3 separate regions of the Mus musculus genome follow, and all the other regions are linked to region 2. A link is a loop called in an ENCODE intact Hi-C map of the cell type or tissue named here. Cell type or tissue: gastrocnemius. All regions are shown on one strand. Each heading gives the region's core, and the rest is flanking DNA. Links, peaks and the distances in the headings are about the cores only. Region 1 has its middle 38 kb from the start of Gm41019. Region 2 overlaps Thbs4 (thrombospondin 4). Region 3 has its middle 45 kb from the start of Gm41020.

Region 1 (7,183 bases), core at 1,578-6,577, 220 kb before region 2:
CATCATCTAACTAATTACATCTGCTATTCACTCCTACTTTTAAGAATCCCTATGATTGAATTGGGCCCCAGTGTACTCACGATTGGCCAGAACACTCCCAGTGGAGGTCATGTGTTCATAGACTGGGTAAGATATCCACATATGACCTTAGTTGGGGGTTGGAGTAACACAATTTAATCTAGAGCATCCTCAACTATATCCTACCTACTCGATGCCACAGAACCAAGAGGATCTGCTCTGCATAGCCCATCCCACAGCACTACACATCCAGACCTACACACATCCTTTTGTCACAACTACCTGGGCACTAGTTGTCCATGTGGGGAAATATGCCAGAAGTTTGGGCATTTGGTGAATCATACAGGGCCTTGGAGACCTTGTAAGGATTTTGTATGTTATCCAACAGCAGTGGGAACCATTGAATATTTATAAGCAGGAGGAGGGTGTCCAGGCTCTAGAAAGATCCTTCCTCCAACCCTAGTCCTGAGACCTGGAATGAAGGTGGGATAGGTGTTAGTGGAGCAAGTTGGGGGCCTGGTCTGCTCCTTGGTGTTAGTGGTCCTGGTATGCTCCTTCGTAGTGGTGGCTGGAATACAGAGAAGATGAAATGGGGAAGCATCCATGACTGAGAGGTGCCATAATGAAAGGACACCAAGTTTGTGTTATTTTAGCCAAGGGAGCTAGGGCTGTAGTTGGAGTTCTTGGCAAAGAGAGCTGTCATTTAGGTTTCTGGAGATGGGCACTTTCATTTTGGGACAGAGAATAGTGTGTACTAGTAAGTCACCAGGATAAACAACATGGTTACACCAAAATAATACAACTTGTTCTTGTTCTTAGAATAAAATGGTGACATGTCACACCGGAGTGTGGCAGTTGTGGTGTGAGATGTGAAGTGGCAGAGACAGAGTCACTCAAGAAGAGACTCTCAAGCAAAGACTTACTCCTAGACCATTGGTATCTTGAGTATTAGTTACTGTTTGCTACTGCAGCAAAGTACCAGGAACTTGTCGGATTGGTCAGAAGTTTAATGTGCATCTCACAAGGTTATAGTTAAAGTATGCTAAAGATTTTTTTTTCCATTTCTAAGGCTACTCAGATTCTTTGGCCTGTTGCCTTCTCAAAGCTGGCTGTGTAATATCTCTCTGATCCATCTTCCATCATCATATGACCTTTTCTCAGAGCTTCTTTTGATTTTATCCTCTACTTTTACAAATTTTAGGCTTGGTAACATGCTTCTAAGCCCACTACACAGGAAGCCAAGGGCTAAGACAGGAGGATTTTGAGATCTGGAGCTGCTTGAGTTGGTAATGAGACCTTGGCTCAAACCTCAAAAACAAGAGGGAGAAAAGCAAACTAAGGACAGTGGCTCACACCTGCAATCCCTGTACTCAGAAGGTGCAGACACAGGGATCAGGCGTTGTGGTTAGAGTATGGTGGCCACCAGCTGGAAGCCAAGCTTTTAATACATGAACTTTTGTGGGTTTGGAGGTCAGGGGTGGGGAGTGGATAATGTTCTACTCAAACCGTAAGGGTCTGTGATGTCTGACCTATACTAAAGGTTTCTACTGAGGTAGGAGCAGCCAGAGAAGTTGGACTTTGAGAATCTTCAAGCCCTAGGCAACAGTAAATATTCTTCTAGAACATTCAGAAAGCACTACCACCTAGCCTCAGCAGAGGAGTTAGGCTTCCAATGACTTCCCCATTTAGCAACTGTGTAGATGGGCAAACCACATCCTACTGGAGTGCAATGGAAAAACACAAGTGCCCACTTGGGCTATTCCCTGCAGACTCTTGGGAGTGATGGAGAAAGAGTGGTAGACCAGTTGTCCCACCAATCCAGACAGGTGGGAGCTTGAACAGCAAAGTATGGAACCTTCATTTTAGTCTGGGGACACAGACATCAGGTTTTAGTTGGAAGGCAGAGCTCCCAGATTGAGGAGCTGGTGACAGAGGAGTGTCTATAGAAGAAGTACAATCTTTGTCCCTTAGGGATGGACTTCCTACATTTGATCCTTGTGGGGGTTGAACAATTCTTTCACAGGGGTAACCTAAGACCATCAGAAAATGGATAAGAACATACAGACATTTATAGTATGATTTGTAACAGTAGCAAAATTACAGTAATGAAATAACCACAAAAATAATTTTATGGTTGGGGTCACCACAACATGAGGAACCATATTAAAGGGTCACAGCATTAGGAAGGCTAAGAACTACTGTTTCAGAGCGTCTTCTGGAACTGAGGCCTCCCAGTCTCTTCCAAGGCATATGGTGGGGTACCTCAGTGGCAGAACAGGGTTTCGTTGTCAAAAAGAGAGGGGAGGAGTATCCTGGAATCTCCTGGAAGCTGACTTCTTAATGAGGGTCTTTTGTTCTCAGGGATCTCACCCTTTCCTTCTGTGCCAACACTGTATCTCCTTGAAGATTTCCCCCTATTTCTTTTCCTCAAATGTCTTCAGACCAAAGTCCGGACAAGAATATATACTTCATGGTTTTTGTTTCCTTTTCCTTAGTGTGCTTTAAGTGAAGAAAATGAGCTGTTCCAAGTCTTGGTCTCAGGCACCTAGCTCACAGTGGTCCACAGAGTTACGTGTTCCTATCATTTTTAATGGTCCGACATGCATCTCCAGGAAGAGACCCAAGCGCTTTTACCAACAGAGAAGAGGCGAGACAGTAATGGGCTCATTGATAAGCAGTTCTCACAGCTGGAATTCCCACTGGTCATGGAGCAGCAAGAATGAAGGAAGGGCTTGACTCAGTTCTAAAGGACATTCTGTGTTAGCTGTACCTTTTCCTAGACTTGTCCCATGTGACCTTATTTCTCATTTTCTCTTTGGGCAACGTGCTGTGAGTTTTCACCCATGAGGAAGTGACAAATGCTACTTTCAGCAAACAGCTATAGGGAGATACTTTGTGAGTGGTTCCAACTGAGCAAAACTGACGGGAAATTCTGTCACATAGGACAAAGGGGACTATAGAGGCTTGAGTAATTAGGAAAAAGAAGACAAAACAACAATAATAGCTTCCTCCTCCTCCTCCTCCTCCTCCTCCTCCTCCTCCTCTTCCTCCTCCTCCTCCTCTTCTTCTTCTTCTTCTTCTTCTTCTTCTTCTTCTTCTTCTTCTTCTTCTTCTTCTTCTTCTTCTTCTTCTTCTTCTTCTTCCTCTCCTCCTCCTCCTCCTCCTCCTCCTGCTCCTCCTCCTCCTCCTCCTTCTTCTAGACAGAATATGTGTTGTGTTGCCCATGTTAGTCTAAACCTCTGGGCTCAGATGAGAAAGGTACTTAGTCTTTCAACCTCCCAAGTAGCTAGGACTTTTTGAAATTAGCCCTTAAAGGATTGGCTAAGCAGAAAGAGGGTTCGAGAAGACAATTTAGATGAATTAAAGAGGATATGGTAATATATTGGACATATGTGTAATATAATTATATATGTAAAATAGTGCAAAATTCAAGAGGATTGGGTGATACACAGTCACAGTGTGTGTGCCCGGGGTCCCCATAACTCAACTCTTTTTCTAGAGGTAATGTTAATATTAGCATGTAGTTAGTAAATGCAGAGAACCCATCCATTCCCTCACTCGAGGCTGGATGATGGAACCATCTTTTAAGAACAGAATCAAGCATGCATGTTTCCATTGTTTTCTCTGTGGTGAGTCACATGGCATCTCTTTCCAACCTCTTACTCCACACTAAAGACTCCACACACCATATTGTGGGCCAAGTTCCTGTACCAAAATGTAGAAAATTTGAGACCAAAGGTAATTATCTCTGCCCCCACCCAGAAATCCACAAAACTCTTCAGAGACTTTGGGTTCCTACAGGGCAGTCATTGTGGGCTTGAGCCAAAAAGGAACAGAATCCAGATCTAAGGCACTGGGTGCCCTGGCAGACCCGTGGCATAATCAGTCATTAGATGGAGACCAGACTGGCTCAGGTGGGGACAGAGGCAAGGCTTCCTCTGCCAAGAGCTAGTGTGCAAAGCAGTTCCCCAGAGAACCCTTGAAAACCATTGGCATGCATCATGACTCTCACAGAGGGGTTTACAGACTGGGGAAGAAAACTGAGAGCACATATTTGGAGCCCAGCTCTCCCCAGCTGGGTTTCCTGACCAGTGAAGGCCTCCCTCATGGAAAGGTTACAAGGGAAAGATTCCGATTTTTCTTCCCCTGCTGTGAAATCAATTAAAAACAGGATGGATACAAAATGGTTTTATAACCTCCTCCACCTCCTGGCATGCTTTCTTCTTGGGGATGGGCCAGCCCAGAGTGAAGAGACCAGAGTCTCATGGTCTGAAAATTCAGCAGCAGCTTAAAGAACAGTGGCCTGTTGCTCCAGCTCTCCTCAGGGGACCTGAGGCTGGCTGGGAAATGTCTCCCTGGAAAGTGCAGAGAGAGAGGGGGATCCCAAGGAAGGGGAGTGTGAAGGAGGCTCCAGCCAGCCTCAGCCTCCACAACCCACAGGGTCCTCAGGAATAAAGCAACCAGATTTCAAAGAGACTTTATCCCCCAAAGAATAATTCAAAGGGCTTGTGATGCTTAGACAAAATTGATTTATAGGAACCAACATCAATAATTGTTCTTGCTTGCTTTAATCATAGATGGCCTTTACTGAGGACCACTTTGATCCAGGCTCATCATTAGGCGCTTTCTGAGATTACCTCTGATTCGTGTAATACCATGCCAGATTAAGTAATATTTTCTCCAATTTCAGTATAAGAAAAATGAGGTCCAGAGGGGCTAAATAATCTGGCTAACACAAAACAGTAAATGTCAAAGTCAAGTCTAATTTACATTGTCTGCTAACAATAACAATGCTACTTTAACAGTAGTAATTGTAATAATAGATGTTATCAGCTGAATACCCGTGTACCTGATACTGGGCTCTTTGGAACGTGATACCTGAAATCTTCATAACAGGTAGGGAGAAAGCTTCCCAAGATCATGTTACAGATGAAAAGCTTATAGCTCAGCCAACAGCTCAAGGACATGCATGAACTGACTTGGTGAGTCTGGCTTTGAACCCAGGTCCTTTGATACTGGTACTCAGTCCAATGTGACTGGATGAAACTTCAGGGATTCAGGATTACACACTCGTCCCTAGGTGTTTTTGATACTTCTGTTGTCTCCAGACAGAGGCCCCAGCTTGTCAATGGTTCTCTGAGACTGAACTGAGCTGTACACAAAGAACACAACAGGCTCTGCCAACACACATTGTTCTCAGCTGCATGTAATGTTTCCTAAGGTCTTGGCCAACTTGGCTCAGGCATTTTAGACATCTTGAGGGCCATGGTTCTAAGCATCCTGAGTGGATCGACAGATTCTGTTGGGACACTGTGCTTCAAACTACAAAGCTGCCTACATTTTCCCCAGTGAAGAATATTAGCTGGAACTAACTGGTCATTTCAGAGTATGGCTGTCCAGTGTCCACTGCACTCTTGACGAGAAGTTATGTGGATGAGATCCCATGGTTTAGATCCCCTCCCTACTCGTTAGATAGCTCTCACTAACTGTCTTCTCTGGACCTCTGTACTTTCTAAAGCACAGTAAGACAATTACCACTGTTAGACTAGTCCTCCCCTCTCCTTCCGTCACCCATGGACGATGGTGAGACAGTTCACAATTGGGTAGACTTGGAGAAATAGCCAATAGCATGCATGGGTGGCATGTGCCCACAGCTAGAACATAAGCTTCCTCAGGCTCCCTCTGTGCCCACGTCTCTCATGATAGTCAACTTCTAGCCACTCTGACTCAGGGACATTGCCCTGACTTGAAACACTTCCCTCTGAGGGTCTTAAAAGCTCACTCTGAAAGTCTAGCTAGACTTGAAAGTAAAGCTTATTTCTAGAACGATCTATTTCAAAGGTTTATTTCTTGACACTTGAGATTGCCATGCCATTTCAGCTGTCCCACTAGTACCAGTGATTAGTCATTCATTCATTCATTTTCCTTCAATGAAGGTCTATTGAAACTTCTCTTTCAGGGACCAAGTACTGACAAGTACTGTGAACAAGGAACTTAATTGACAAATGGTCCAGCTATTGTGCTCCATGATCCATTACTGCCTCTGTACTAGGGTCATGCTTCCTGTGGGCAGCTCCTGGCCACTGAGTGTGACTAGGATGCAAAGGCAGCCTTTTCCTTGGGAACATGCTCCTCTGGTGGCCACCTATGAAATAAGGTATCTCAGCAACCATTTGACCCACTTTCTATTGCTGCATGTTCTAGGATGCTTCTGCCCAGTCGTTTCCCATGTTCCCCTTCCCTTGGAGCCAGCCTGCTCTGTTCTCCTGTGTGCTACAGGCCTGGATGACATCGCTCAGGGATGCTGAAAGAATTAGCTGACAAAGAAAGATGAAGATGAAGGAAGGGGCAGGGACTCAGGGCAGACCAGCACATTCCCCTCCTCCTCAGGAGGAAGAAATGTCAAACCTTCAATGCCCTTCCTTTAAAAATTCCAGACCATTTTTGATAGAAAGCAGAGTGTTTCAGGAATAAGGAATTGTTAGTAGAATCATTTATTTTATTTTATTTTATTTTATTTTACCTACAAGATTTTGTTTTCCTCCCCCTAATAAATTTTTACCCTTATGGTGGCAATAAGAAGGCAGAAGAAGATTCTACTGTCTCATGTTGGTAGGGCCAACTCCTGACTAGAAGCCTAGGTAGACTCCAGGCTGGACCAGCCCAATAATCTGGCATGCTTGTATGGAAACCAACACTGGGTTCTCTGTAACTGATGGCAGTGAGCTTCTAGATCCTTCTAACCAGTAGTCTAGATTCAGGTCCCTCGTGGCTGCCCAGGGAGAACATCCCAGCTCTGGCTGCCACTTGGCAAGCAGAGCTCTCACTGCACACACATAAATTGCTTTTCTGGTTTTATTTTTTAAAAACAAATAAAAGAATAACATTGACACCCAGGGAGGCCATTAGAGAGAACAGGAGTAACAAGGAAGCAATGAGGAACCTGTGGGTGTTTGGTGAAGGTAAATGAGGTTGGGTTGGGCTGTTCGGTGGGTGTGGCTGCTCTGTCAGGATTTCCACAGTGTCTTTCAGATCCATTCTTTATCTGTGTGGTTCCTGGAGGTTATGTAGGCGTGCCAGAGCACTACAGTTACAGCGAGAGGAACAAACGACCCTACAGGGGAGTATTTGAGGAAGTATTTTTGACCACTAAAAGGAAGTAGAT
Region 2 (7,183 bases), core at 865-5,864:
GCCAATGTGTTCAATCAAAGGGATGGACTACACAGGAACAACGGGCTACTTCTTTCACTCCTGCTAGGGCAGGAAGCACACTTCCACAGCCAGACATCCGTTGGGATCCCTCAGTGGGCAAATAGGCAGAGCGACAGATTTGTATCAGGAAAAAGGTAGAGTGAGCAGCATAGTGCCATCCACTGCTAAATTCCCCGGGGCTGGGGCCAGCTCAGTAGAAATGACACTGAAGGTTTATGCTTGTGCCAGCATGAAACTACATACCCTTGCAATGAACATGAGTCCACCTCTATGTTTACCTCAGACACCTGAAGCAGAAAAGGATCTATGTATGTCCTGACCTAACATTTTGCCCATGTCTTTGTCCAGGCTGTGAAGTCTAAAACTGGCCCAGGGGAACATCTCCGAAACTCCCTGTGGCACACAGGGGACACCAGCGACCAGGTCAGGCTGCTGTGGAAGGACTCCAGGAATGTGGGCTGGAAGGACAAGGTCTCCTACCGCTGGTTCCTGCAGCATAGGCCCCAGGTGGGCTACATCAGGTAGGCTGAGGGCCCTTCTGCCGTGGGTGGGGAGGACCAAGCTGCAGAGCTAAGGTACTTCAGGGGGGGCCATGCTTTGGGTGTGCTCTTAGGGAAGTGTGAGGGAGGAGCTGATGAAGGGGACAGCAGAGACGAGATGCTGAGATGGTACCCAGACATTCCCGAGACTCCTCCAGGCCCCATGGAACCTAGTCCACACTGACCAAAGAGCCCCCTTGCAGTCTGTCCTCGCTACTGGGTCATGAGTCCCACAAGGGCAGCCTCTGTGGTTTGGGTCTCACTAGTGTTCATCACAATGCCTGGCACGGACTGTGCAAGAGAGAACTGTTCATCCCGGGACTGGTGTGATGGCCTCGGCTTCTTTATAGGACTGTTTTGTTTCTGTTGCTGCTGTTTTGTGTGTTCAACTGCTCTTGTTGAAATGCAGTCAGGGTTCACGCCCCAGACTTGCAGCACGTGTGTGGTGTGCTCCGGGGTATGTGGGTTGCAGCTTCCTAGCCAGGGTGGGAGGTACCAGGTAGACGGATGCATCTAGTGAAAATAAGGCAGTGAGAGCTGATTCATGCTCTGTTCTCTGTGCCCTTGTGTCACCTGCCTCTGTTCACCACACAGGGAGACCAGGTGTGGCCAGGCCCTTACCTGATGGAGCTCAATGTGCCTTTTCTGTTCCAAAAATGAAATCAGAGCTATAAAAATATGATCCTTCTAAGTATATAATTTTAGAAAAGTCCATCTGAACCCTAAAACTGCAGAGAAATAAGAATTGATTGCTATACAACCAAAGGAAATAGCTCCTTGGAACCATTCCTAGACTCACATGAAGGTGGCATTTAAACACAGAGTAGTGTGTCTGAGAATTAAGTATTACAGTGGTGTTGACAATACCCATACAGGAGCCAACTCTTAATTTTCGAACAGAACGGCATGCTCAGGCACTTCTTGGTTTACCCTGGGGAATTAATTGGGGAGTTTAACTTAAAATCAATGCAGAAGAAAATGATGCTCGGGCTGGAGAGATGGCTCAGTGGGTAAGAGCACTGACTGCTCTTCCAAAGGTCCCGAGTTCAAATCCCAGCAACCACATGGTGGCTCACAACCATCTGCAATGAGATCTGATGCCCTCTTCTGGTGTGTCTGAAGACAGCTACAGTGTACTCATATATAATAATAAATAAATCTTAAAAAAAAAAAAGAAAATGATGCTCAGGGTAAAACGCCATTGCCTCTCCGAGGCGAGGCGCAGCTCACCTTCCCCATGACACTCCACAAGGGTACAGAGCACAGGGCAAGCTTTGGCTAACTCACTCCGGGGTATTGAAGGCTGGCATCCAGGGGCTTCTGTCCCTCAGTGCTACTATGACAACTGAAATTGCCCCCACAACTGCCTAAAGCTACTGATCAAGGCTCTGAGAGTCCACCAGTGAAATCAGCTAGACCAAAGAAGAAAGCGCAGGGCTTCTAGGTACAGTATCCAGAGAAAATAACTCACAAGACAGTGAAGCCACAAAACCACTTGTCCGTGATGTCAAGCTATTTTGTTTTAATTCACCAGCAAGTACCGATCCAGGAACTATGCACCTGACACCATGCTGGGCCTGTTAAAAACCAAGTTAGGGAGCCGTGGACTCTTGGTTCCTGTCCTGGGGAACTTCTAACCTCACTGGGGAGGGACCAACTAGAGTTAGTGGAAAACAACATGTCTGAATAAAGAGGTAAGTACAAGAGTCGGAAGTGGCACCATGTTCCTCACCGTGGACACCTGTGCTCTCTGCAGGGTGCGCTTTTATGAAGGCTCGGAGTTGGTGGCTGACTCTGGGGTCACCATAGACACCACCATGCGTGGAGGCCGACTTGGTGTGTTCTGCTTCTCTCAAGAAAACATCATCTGGTCCAACCTCAAGTACCGCTGCAACGGTAACCTTCATGCTGAGTGCCCCTCAACAGCACAGGGGAGCAACCAAGAAATCTTATTTCTATAACATGCATCCTCCCACCCCGCCCCCCCCCCCCGCCCCAAAGCCTCACCACCACGTGCGTGATGGTGATGTACCCTGCATAACATAAGAGGAAGGCAGAGCCAGGCTTTCCTGCTTCCCAAATCTGAAAATTGAAACCCATAGAATTTAACTGCATGTTTTAGAGTTAGGGGTTCGGTGAGAAATTCCGTCAGTTTAATTTACAGGCAGCCTTTCTTTTTCATTAGACTCAAACATAATCACAGACTAAAAAGGCACTCTGCCTGCTAATTTTCCCTAGGCCTATGAATAAGCCCTGCTGGGCTTTAAGCCAAGGATTTGCAACAAAGCAACCTGAAGTAGAAAATGGCTGCGAGCCTGTGGGAGTCTCAGGCGAGCTGACAGCGCCCCCTACAGGAGGCCTGGGCGGCATGTGGTGGCCATGATTCCAGCCTGGAAGGATCCTCATTAACTAACTACCACCCCGATTCTTGTTGCAGACACCATACCAGAGGACTTCCAGGAGTTCCAGACCCAGAGTTTCGACCGCTTGGATAATTGAGCCAAGAAGCAATCCCACAACTGCCTTCTCAAACACCAAAAGCAACATCTTTTTTAAAACTTCCTATAATTCTCTTTATATTATCATGGCTTTTCTTTTACCAGCCCAAATACGTCAAAACTTTTTATATGAATGTGGAAATAAAGAAGAGACTATTTCTAATAACCATGGTGCTCAGTCGTTTCTAATGGAAGCTCAGGCTTTGGTGATGTGTGTTGTTTTCTGAGGAATCCTTGATAAACTTACCAGATTGGTTTTATTCCCCCACCCCCACCCCCTTGAGTATGTACTGTGTGCCACGGAGCACGGGTATGAACCGGACAGCCAAACCAAAGGTCATTTCTGGGGTGACCCTATTTAGTGCCATGCTAAAGCCTGCTTTCTGTTCACACAGACTCCTCATTCTTGGAATGTAGTCTCCAGGGAAGCCCCCCACCCCCACCCCAGGCTTCGGGAGGAGGTGACATCCTGAGAAACCTGAACTAAGCTTGCCTTGTTCTTCTGACACCCTTCCCTCAGCCTTTCTGTCACCTCCTTCCACAGACACTTACGGATTTGGCTCCCCCTAGCGTCCTGTGAGTCAAATGGAAGAAAACAGATCTTGTCATTCTATGTCTGTCACTGTATTCAGATCCCACAGTACCAGGCAGGAAGCAAACAGCCAGTAAGCATTCGCTGGGCAGTGAAGGGAGAGTGGCTGCCTTTGAGGTAACAAAAACAGTGGGATGTAGGGTCTGGTGACAATGACAGTAGAGCCAGTCACCATGTGTACAGGGCAGAAGCTTTCTGCAGCTGTGTACTAGCCGATACTTTCCAGTAGTCAATCAAGATACCCAGAAATTTTATAAATCCCCTTGAGATTTAATTCTAAAGAAGTTTGGCAATTTATTTTATTATTATTTTATGGTTTTAGATGGGTTCTCATATAAACCAGACTGGTCCCAAACTCTCTGTGTGACCAAAGATCACCGTGAGCTTCTGGTCCTCCTGCCCCGACTTCTTCATACTAGGTTTAAAGGTATGCATCATACCTGGTTTCGTGTCCTGCTAGGTATTGAATTCTAGGCATACTAAACCAGCTGAGCCTCAACCACAGCTCAGCAATGTATTTTTCATTCCCATAATTCCCTAGAGTATCATAAATTATAAACATTCCTCCCACTTTTACCATGGCTATAGTATTCAGAGTTCACATGGCTGCCAATGACTCTTCTCAATCTCTGGGTGAAACACATCTACAGCCCTTCCTAAATTCCGAAATCCCTGGGCAGGGAGGGGGACTCAATGACAGGAAATGGTTACCTTTCAAGCACCCCTCTTTTACAGCTAACACCAAGGTAGCTTCTGAGCTCTACCACTCTCATTCTTCACTCTATAGTACAGGTACCTGTAGAGCTATTCGGATGCTCTCGCTCTGGGCCTCTCGGTGTTTTACCAGGCACTGTGAGGAAGGTTCCAGATCTTCTTCTGGAGAAATACTTCTTATCACTGAAGCCTATCAAAGCATGTACACAAAATACTGTCATCCACTAGGCAGGCGTGTTGTCTGATCAGATCTAGGGAGTCTAGGTTTAATCTTTGCAGCATCCTTCAGATCTCACCTTCTTCCTGTCCCCTCTTGTGTGATGTTCCCTCTGCCTTGGTGGGATTGATATAGGTGTCTCACTGAGAGCTGAACACTCGGACAGTCAATCTCGGGGCTTTGAAGGGTTGAGGCTCCTCTGCTTCCACTTCAGCTGGAGCATCCCTGGTCAGGGTTGACAACAGTGCCAGTCTATAAATGCTTAGAAGGCAGATTGTCAACATGTCAACGTATTGAAACAACAATAGGTTTCCTCTAGATCCTGTCATCTCCCAAGCTCTTGACCAGGTTTACAATACCGGACGTGAATTCCCTCCTGTGCGGCGGGCCTCCCATCATCCAATTAGAAAGCAGATCTTTGCCCCCCATAACCTTCATATCCTGTTGCACCAGTACAAACATTTTGCATGTTGGGGCCACTACTAGGGAAGACCATGGACATCTTTTCTCTCTTGAGAAGCCTGCATAACACTGTGAAGGCTAACAGACAGGGAGGAGGTTTTCCGGTCAGTTCTAGCTCTTTCTCTAAGAGATCCTGTAAATCCAACTTGATATGAATGGTCCCGGAGTTGAAGCAGACACAATCACTCACTATGTGAAGTCATTCCAATGTTTGTCCTGTCCTGATTGCTTCCAATGCTTAGGGTGGAGGAGACATCGCTGTGAGGAAAGCCCATGCCTGGGTGAAATCACAGAGGATATAGGGGAGAGTATCACCCAGGGTACAGGAGGAGGCAAAGAAAAGGAGTCATAGGCATTCTGCCCCTGCCTGATCAGGATAGGAGACCCTTCCTTCCCCACCCAGGGCACCAGCCTGTGTTTCACAAACAGAAGTGAGTGTCTGTTTCTTCACTATTCAGGTGGGCTCCAGAGTTAAGGATGATGTCAGAGGCACAGGAGGTAGTCACTATTATTTAAATTCCATCGAGCATCATTTTATGGTCCAGATTAGAAAGCTAACAGGGAAGGAAGCAGCTAATTAGTGTAAATAAGTAAACAAGTAAACAGAGTTTAAAATACCTGACCCTGAAGTAAGGCATCTTGGGAGCCAAGTGGCTGGTACCATGAACTGAGAGGAGGAGAGGTTCCGTTTGGAGCCACATGTGGGGTCCTAGCAACACTGGCTTTTTCTAGAATAGATTTCATTCTTTTTACCTTCCCTTATGTGTGTCATCCAATGCATGGTGGACAGACAATCCTGTCAGGTTAATGTCACGGAGATGTCATTGTCGTGAAGCAAAGGTCAATTAGTGGTCACCTTAGTCACCTGATGCCCCACGTAGCACAGCCCACAGTTGCATCAGCCTCTAGCCATTGGTTGCCCCATCTCCTCTGCCTGTCTGTCCTACTCTCATAATGATGAACACCTCATGTATAGACTAATGCTTTTCTCTTGAGCCTAAGTTCTTTTTCAGGTGGCAGTAGAATGCTTATCCTAAGGTCATTTGAAACTACAACCAAAATAACCCTTTCCTCTTTGCAAACAGATCCTCATAAATGCCATAACAATAAAGGAATGTTGGTTAACACAGGAGCAGGCAGGGATAGGGGGACCATAGGGGATATAGACCCACAGATCCCTCCTGAAGTGACCATGGCCACACCTAGCCCCATACTTTGAATGGAATAGACCACCTAGGGCCTTGAGTCTGTTTGAACCCGAATAATCTTGCATTTATTTCCCCAAATCCTAAACTTCCCCCATGGGCCTATTTTGGGTGTATGATCCCCCATGGGCCTATTTTGGGGTGTATGAAAGTCAGTTGTTCTAGGTCGCTGACACATCCACCACCACCTCTATGGAATTCGTCTACTCCCCACCCAAATGGAATGGTTGGACTCAGGGAAACATGAGAAGGAAGTGGGGTTAACTGTCTCCACATCTGAACCACCTCAGAGGTCAATTGCCTTACTGATGCTTTTCTGTTGCTGTGACAACACATCATGACCAGAGTAACTTATAAAGGAAAACATTTAATTTGAGGACTCATAGTTCCATAAGATTAGTCTGTGACCATTACAGTAGGGAGCATGGCATCAGGCAGACAGGCATGGCACTGCAGCAGTAACTGAGAGAGTTTACATCCTGAACCACAAACATAAGGCAGAGAGGACTGACCATTAATGCCATGTGCTTTTGAAACCTAAAAGCTGACACTGCTGCCCCTCCCAATCCTTCCCAAACATTTCCACAAAATGAGGATCAAGCATTCAAATATATGCACTTACGGGGGCCATCCTCATTCAAACCACCACATTAATGATCTAAAGAATAAGCTTATCTTTGACCATCTTGGGCCTCCTGAAAAAAAATAATAAAATAGCTATCTCAGAGATACGGTTTGAAAAACTCAGGCTCAACATTCACGTGGAAACGGAACAACACTCTTCTCAATGATACCTTGGTCAGGAAGGGATAAAGAAAGAAATTAAAGACTTTTTAGAGTTTAATGAAAATGAAGCCACAACATACCCAAACGTATGGGACACAATGAAAGCATTTCTAAGAGGAAATTCATAGTTCTGAGTGCCTCCAAAAAGA
Region 3 (7,183 bases), core at 1,530-6,529, 490 kb before region 2:
TCCTTAGTGTACCGTGTCGCTAGGCTGCTTAGCATCCTCAGTACATTAAATGCACTGTCGTGGGCTCTGGCAGTAAAAAGTGATAGACTATTTACTTGATGTGGTCACAAATTACATCCCATGTGCTTCAAACAGTAATAGATGTGTTTAACCCAGATGTGTTTAAATGTTACAGAATGTAATTCATGCATTGAGATATAGCATGATACCCACTGATAGGAACATCTTATGTCTTTATACATCAACCGATACATAAAAGAAAAAAAAATGAAATGAATGCATTTTAGCCTGCAATGAATGGGGTTATTAAACCAGAATTCGTTCTAAGCCAGGGAACAACTATAGCATATTGTGTGACCCCCTATAGCCAGCTTCTATTGATGCTGAGCTGTAACAAGTCTTGTAAGGAACACGGTGTGCACCAGAATGTACAACTCCCTAATCTTTACTCTGCCCCAACATTTCAACAGATATAAGATTTTTTACTCCCTCTTTGAAGATAGAGAAATTCAGTCTTAAAGTGGGTCAGCTGGTCTCCAACATATTTTTACAAGATAAATATTCTTTTCCCTGAGCCCACCAGAAAAGCCAGATTTCAACTTTAAAAGTGTTGCTGTCATTTTTTTTTAAATTCAGATCCACATTTGTTTAAATCACTGAAAGTCTGCCATAGGCTGGGCACTGTGTGAGCCTCTGTGTTTAATCCTCAGAGATGCTCTACCCTTTTCTCCACCTGTGTAATTATTAGTGGAATTAACTTAGAAGAAAGGAGATGCATTGTTCTTTTAACATCATAGAGTCAGGCGTCCTGAATATCTTCCCCTTAGATGTACTGAGATGAAGCAACCCACCTCCATACTATTGCACTTGGAAAGCAAAACTGAACTTGAGGCCACTGTAGCCACACAGTGGTAGTCTACCTAAACTAAACAAAGCAAAACAAAGCAAAACAAAACAAACAAAAACCAATTAGAGTGCTTTTGAATAAATGGTACTGGGGAAATTGGATACGGGTGCACAGAATGAAAGGAAGTGTTCTGTCTCACAGGTGCTACAAAGTTAACTCAAGATGGATTATCAGTTCAAAGCCAAAACTTGAAACAATGAAACTACCCAAGGTAAACAAAGCAGAACCACTTCAGAACACTGCAGAGGGACAAGACTCCCAAAGCTACTACGAAACAAAAGCAAAAGTATAAAGTGAAGCCCACCAACCCAAATCTCACAACACAAGAGATAATCAGAGACAACACGGTAGACAGAAATGCCTCCGGCTGCGTTCTTTATATTCTGGATGGGGTTGGTGTTCAGAATATAAAGGTAATGGCAAAAATAAATAGTGAATACCCACAAAACAACCCATTAAATGACAGACAATAGACTTAGTAGTGATCTCTCGGGGGAGCACATATATTTGATGAGTATGTATATGGAAAAGAACTCACCATCACTAGTACCTGGGGAGACACCACTTTAAGCCATAATGAGATGTTACCACTAGTAAGAATAGCTATTATCAAAAAGATAAAAAATAACAAGTTCCAGGAAGGATGTGAAAAAAGAACCATTCCACTTCTGGTAAACCTGTGTGTTAATATCGCCACTGTGGGAAAACTATAAAAGTTCCTCAAAAAATTACAAATAAAAGAAATACATAGGGGTCTGGAGAGGTAGCCCAGCAGTTAAGAGCACTTACTGTTTTTCCAGAGGACCTGGGTTCTGTTCCCAGCACCCACAAGACAGCCCACTATCATACATAACTCTCATTCCACCTTCTTCTAGCCTCTGTAAGCACCAGGTCCACATATGGTACATATACGTATATGCAGGAGAGTACACACACACACACACACACACACACACACACACACACACACACACACACAACTAAATAAGACATAGCAAATGCTCGAGCAATGCTCTAGCTGGACACGCATCTGACAGACGTGACTCAATACACTAAGGACACATCTGTGTAGTCTTTTTTACTGTACGGTCATCACAATGGCCAGGAAATGGAAACAACCAAAGTGTTTGTCAGCTGATGATATAGAAAATGTGGTTCTGTGGACTAGTCTCTGAAGAAAAGATCGAATCTTGTCATCGTCAATGAGGTTAGAGATCATTATGTGCAGTGAAATACAGCAAGCACACAAAGACTAATACTACATTACATCATTTTACCTATATGTGAATAAAAAAGGTTGACCACAGGCTGGGGAAATAGTTCAGTCTACCAAGAGCCCGACTTGGAAGTTGAGAACCTGAGCTTGATTCCCAGAACCCTGGTGAAAGCAGTGAAAGGTGGGGTTGGTGGCATGCCCCTGTAATCTGAGCCTTGGGTGGACTGAGACAGGTGAGTCCCTGAAGCTGAATGGCTGGCCATCTTAACTGCTTCCCCTTACTGAGAAACCTTGTCTCAAAAAAAAAAAAAAAAAAAAAAAAAAAAAAAAAAAAAAGAGGTAGAGAGCAACTAAAGAAAGCAATAACATCTGATGTTGACCTTAGCCATCTACACCCCTCTTCCCCCCACACACCATACACACATACCACACACACACACACCATACACACACACAAAATACACACACACATCACACACTACACACACACCATACACACACACATCACACACTACACACACACACATCACACACATACCATATACAGACCACACACACACATACCATACACACACACACTACACACACAACACACATCACATACACACCATACATACACACACACACATCACACACATACCATACATACACCACACACACACATACCATACACACATATACCACACACATCACACATCACACATCACATACCACACACACATACCACACTCACACCACACATACACCCACATACCTCACAGACTGACAAGAATGGAATGGTGATTGCTAGAGATGAGAGGGGAGAAGGGAGATGATGAAACTCGGTCAGTAGGTACCAAGGTATAACTAGAGTAAGAAGTACTGGTGTGCTGTTGTAGTAGGGTTACTGTAGAAAGAAAATATTGCTGCATACTTCAAAAAGGTATAAGAAATGATTTCTGAGTGTTTTACTATAAAATTGTAAATATTTGAGGAGTCATGTTTAAGTTGAGCTAAACATTTTACAATATATACATATATTGAAACATCACAGAGTTCCCCATAATGCATACAACGTGTATGGTTTCATGTACCAGTATGTACTTATATGGTTTTATATTTTATTAACAATAAATTTGCCTTAGAAAAGGAGAGTAAAGGGTGTATTGCAGTGGTAGAGCTCTGCCAAGAATATGCAAGGAAATGCGCCACATAGTACAAAACACCAGTTTGATCCCCAGTATCACACAAAAAAAGTATTTACAAAAAAGTTAATGCAAAATAATAACTGTATTACTAAAAAACACAATTATTCAAAACATACTTATGTGAAACAGAAACTTTTAGTTTAAACGTATTTTTAAGAACAACTATAACTTCAAAATATCTTTGGTTTTTATATTGTTTAATTTTAATTGTTAAATGTATTTATAGCTCAGGGAAATTTTTGAGTCAGTAACCACCATTCTAAAGCTTGCTTCTCTAATTGCAGTGCTAGAGGCCACCACAAGGGGGCATGCAAAACTGTTGTTTCCAGGAGTGCTTCTGAAGTCACTGAATCAGACTGTTGTCAGAGCTCAAATGACCCAAAGGTCATCAAACCCACACTTTTGAACATGAAACTGAAACTCAGAAAGAAACCTAGTTTGTCTGGTATCACATGGCTATCCATAAATAGGGACAGAGCAGGCACTGAACGTACAGCTCAGTGGTAGAATATAGGAGCTCTGGGCTCAGTATACACACACACACACACACACACACACACAATACCGCACTGTAAACAGAGATATCCTTGATGTCATTTGGTTTCTCTTGTCTAGCACCAATTCAGTTCCTCTTCAACAGCATCCCTTGGCAAACGTCTGCCATCTTTGATAAATATCTATCCTTCCAGCCCATAGAAGCCAAGAAACCTGGGGGAAGTTTCTTGAATGCCTTCCTGGAATAATAGATAATAAGTAACATTCTAGAGCCCAAAATAGCGTGTGCTCTTCCCACTGAATCAGTTTCAGCAAGGAAACCATCATTGTCACCATCGAATGCACACTCTGAGGGCACTGTAGCTTCTGTCTCTTTGCTTCAGGAGCTCCTTTCGATCACTGTTACTATTTGTCTATCTATGGTAGATAAGCAAACCCTGTGTGTATTGATGTTGAACAGTTTACTTTGACTCACTGTAGAAAGGATGGTCTAGGAGATGTGGAATATGCAATGTCTCATCAATTAAATTTTTTTTGTAGCTGGAACATTTAGAAATCTCACTAATCTTCAAATATACAATTTATTATGAACTGTAGCTACCATCATGTAGAACAGCTCTCCTACTTATTCCTTCTAACTGAAAAATCTATCTTGATTTACTAAATCTCCCCACTTAGGTTTTTACTCTAGGACTTGTCCATACACACAGCAAGACCCATGCATAGAATTGTTTTATAGCAGTGTTGTTCATAAAGAGACAACTGAACAGTTTAAGTGTTCACCATCAGTTGAGCGGGTACCTAAACGTGGTCTACTCACAGTGCTAAATACTATGGAGTAGCAAAGCTGAATGAATTATACTTTAGTGTATCAACGGTTGAAGAACTAACACCGTGAACAAGTTACACATAATCCCACATACATACACTGCAAGCCAGGCAGAACGGGGTAACAAATGCATAGTGGTACACATAAATAATTTTAAAAATTAGAAGTAAGGAATGATTAAACAAGTTTTAATGTCTTAGTTACCCAGAAAAGAAGGAAAGGGGCATCAAGCATAAAAGAAACGTTGAAGATACTGACAGTATTACTTTATAATTCTTAAGATGCATCGTAGAGACTTTTAAATTTTTAATTTTATGTTCTTGTTTTAATGCCACACACACTCCCATTGGACTACAAGAAAGCTACGAATGGCAGGCAAAAATTTAGAAGGTAGTGGAGCTGGAAAGAGGAGCGTCCTCTTGTGCCACCACCCCCCTTCAATATTTCCCATGTTTAGGCTTGCAAGCTTAATTCAGTTCTGAGGACAGATGGCAGGGGAGCGAGGCTTGGGGACCATCTTTGAATCAAACGAGAGTGTAACCTTTTGATTGTCAATGGTACTGGGCTGGCAGATATCTGAGCAGAGGCAGCAGAGCTGGGGGCTTTTCCAGAGAGTTTATATCAGAGCAGAGAAGGACCCGTTAAGGGTCTGAAAGCAAAGCAACTAGAAAGAGCAGAGTCGCTTTCCTTCACCCCTGATGGAGTCAAACTCATTTATTGAACCAGTTACATGCGGTTAGCCAGAAAAGCTTTGGCCGTGGTCCTTTTTGGAGTGCAAATTTGCAAAACTTCTTTATAACTGCCATGTCTATTTCATTCCTGGAATTATAGGAGAGAATGAAAAGCTCTGCTAAGATTCAGGCCCCAGGAGAGCTCCCATACAGCCTCGTCTCCCCCCCAGCTGAGCTCTCTCCTCCCTCCTTCCCTCCTACCTCAGTCCTTCCTTCCTCCTCCTTTCTCTTCCAATTAGAAGCTAGCAATTCTTTTCCTAAACCAATTGGATGATTCACTTGCTCATCTCCAAAGTATAACGCTGGCATTCGTTAAGCAGAGATTGCACACTGTATTACTGGAATAATACATGCATTGAAATGACACAAGACATCATGCTGGGGTACTGTTGAAGGGAGTAAGGGGCCTTGGCAGGGGTCTAAATACTTTTGGGTTTTAGGAGACTTTTGTTTTGTTTTTGTTTTTGTTGTTTTTTGTTTTTGCTTTGTTTTGTTTTGTTAAAAAGACTTCCTCATAAAATGAAGAACTGTTTGTTCCCCCAAGAGATGTGAAAGACATAAGATTGCAGATTTGAAATGCTGCTCTTATTGCCAGAAACAATACTTTGGTCCTTAAGTGCTCATAACAACAGTTCTCCCACCCCTCCCGGGTTAGCAACTTACTGCATCTTGTCAGGAATTCTCTCAGGAAATGATATCAGATGCTCGGCCCGGCTCTAAACCTACTCACCACCTACCCACCAGCTCTGGTCTTCAACACTCGTTTTCTTCACTGCCTGCTTGTTTGGAGGGAAGGGAGAACGGCGAGCCTCGTGATTTACGTGAAACTACTTCCAGGAATCTGCCTCAGCTCTCTCTCTCTCTCTCTCTCTCTCTCTCTCTCTCTCTCTCTCTCTCTCTCTCTCTCTCTAAGATTTGTTTATTTTATTTACATGAGTACACTGTAGCCTGTCTTCAGACCCACCAAAAGAGGGCATCAGATCCCATTACAGATGGTTGTGAGCCACCATGTGGTTGCTAGAAATTGAACTCAGGACCTTTGGAAGAGCACTCAATGCTCTTAACCGCTGAGCCATCTCTCCAGCCCCCTGTCTCAGCTTTAGAAGGGTGTTTTATACCAGGTGTGGTTTGAACATTCACTCCAAGGAGAAACATCCTTCATTAGGTAGGTTTGAGTTTCCAAAGCAGACCCATTACTCTCAGATTTAACTAGCAGGGCAGACTTGTAGGTCAACCAGTTTGATTTTTTCCACACGGTGTTACTTTCAGATGGCCACAGGGCGAATTCCCTTTGAGGTTTCTGGTCTTGTAATGCAAGTTCTAGCAAACTGCTCGGCAGCATCTCATCTGCGGAGACCTCCCAAGTCTCTGAGTTACAGAGTTACAAGCGGTTTACTCAACATGGCAACCTGAGAATTTCAGCAGGCTCAGGCGTCAGCTCAAACGCTGGGACTTGCTCTGCCGACGTTGCCGTTATTAGCTAAAAGACTCTGAGTACCTGGGACTTTATATCTAGGTTGCACATTGCACCCGAACACCTTGATACCAGGTGTAATTTTGGCTCAGGCGAGGTAAAGGAAGCGATTCTCTCTCTCTCTCTCTCTCTCTCTCTCTCTCTCTCTCTCTCTCTCTCTCTCTCTCTCTCTCTCCCCAGCTTAGGCGGGAGGGGGGGGGCGGGGAGGCGGGGCGGGGGGGGGCGGGGAAGGTCAGTAGCCACAGAGGCTTTAAAAAAAAACAATAATTGGTTTAAAAGATAACAAGCCAGGAAAAAAAGAAGGCAGAAGGTAATCAGATTAAGTGAAAGGTGAAAAAGAGCAG

What was found. Hi-C counts contacts between places; a loop is a spot of excess contacts. Peaks named below come from ENCODE experiments on the same cell type or tissue, not always from the same donor. Only the 100,000 strongest peaks of a DNase experiment are listed, where the experiment ranks them.
Region 1: a loop joins it to region 2, with 4 times the contacts of the local background. A loop is called at or near these places in 7 of 42 quality-filtered maps.
Region 3: a loop joins it to region 2, with 8 times the contacts of the local background. A loop is called at or near these places in 27 of 42 quality-filtered maps.

Annotation. Positions count from the first base shown.
Region 1 is chr13:92,964,320-92,971,502 of GRCm38, reverse strand. No RefSeq gene overlaps it. Among named protein-coding and RNA genes, the nearest start is that of Gm41019, 38 kb to the left of the region's middle. In gastrocnemius, for the core only: no CTCF peak of the experiment used is centred there; a DNase peak (open chromatin) is centred at 4,256; H3K27ac peaks cover 1,625 bases.
Region 2 is chr13:92,747,627-92,754,809 of GRCm38, reverse strand. It overlaps Thbs4 (thrombospondin 4), which reads left to right. Exons shown (of 22, transcript NM_011582.3): 20 at 370-542; 21 at 2,317-2,456; 22 at 2,998-3,224. The coding sequence ends at 3,059. Among named protein-coding and RNA genes, the nearest start is that of Thbs4, 44 kb to the left of the region's middle. In gastrocnemius, for the core only: a CTCF peak has its summit at 3,631 (motif pointing left); DNase peaks (open chromatin) are centred at 2,893 and 3,612; H3K4me3 peaks cover 1,455 bases; H3K27ac peaks cover 2,756 bases.
Region 3 is chr13:93,239,800-93,246,982 of GRCm38, reverse strand. No RefSeq gene overlaps it. Among named protein-coding and RNA genes, the nearest start is that of Gm41020, 45 kb to the right of the region's middle. In gastrocnemius, for the core only: no CTCF peak of the experiment used is centred there; a DNase peak (open chromatin) is centred at 3,614; H3K27ac peaks cover 1,272 bases.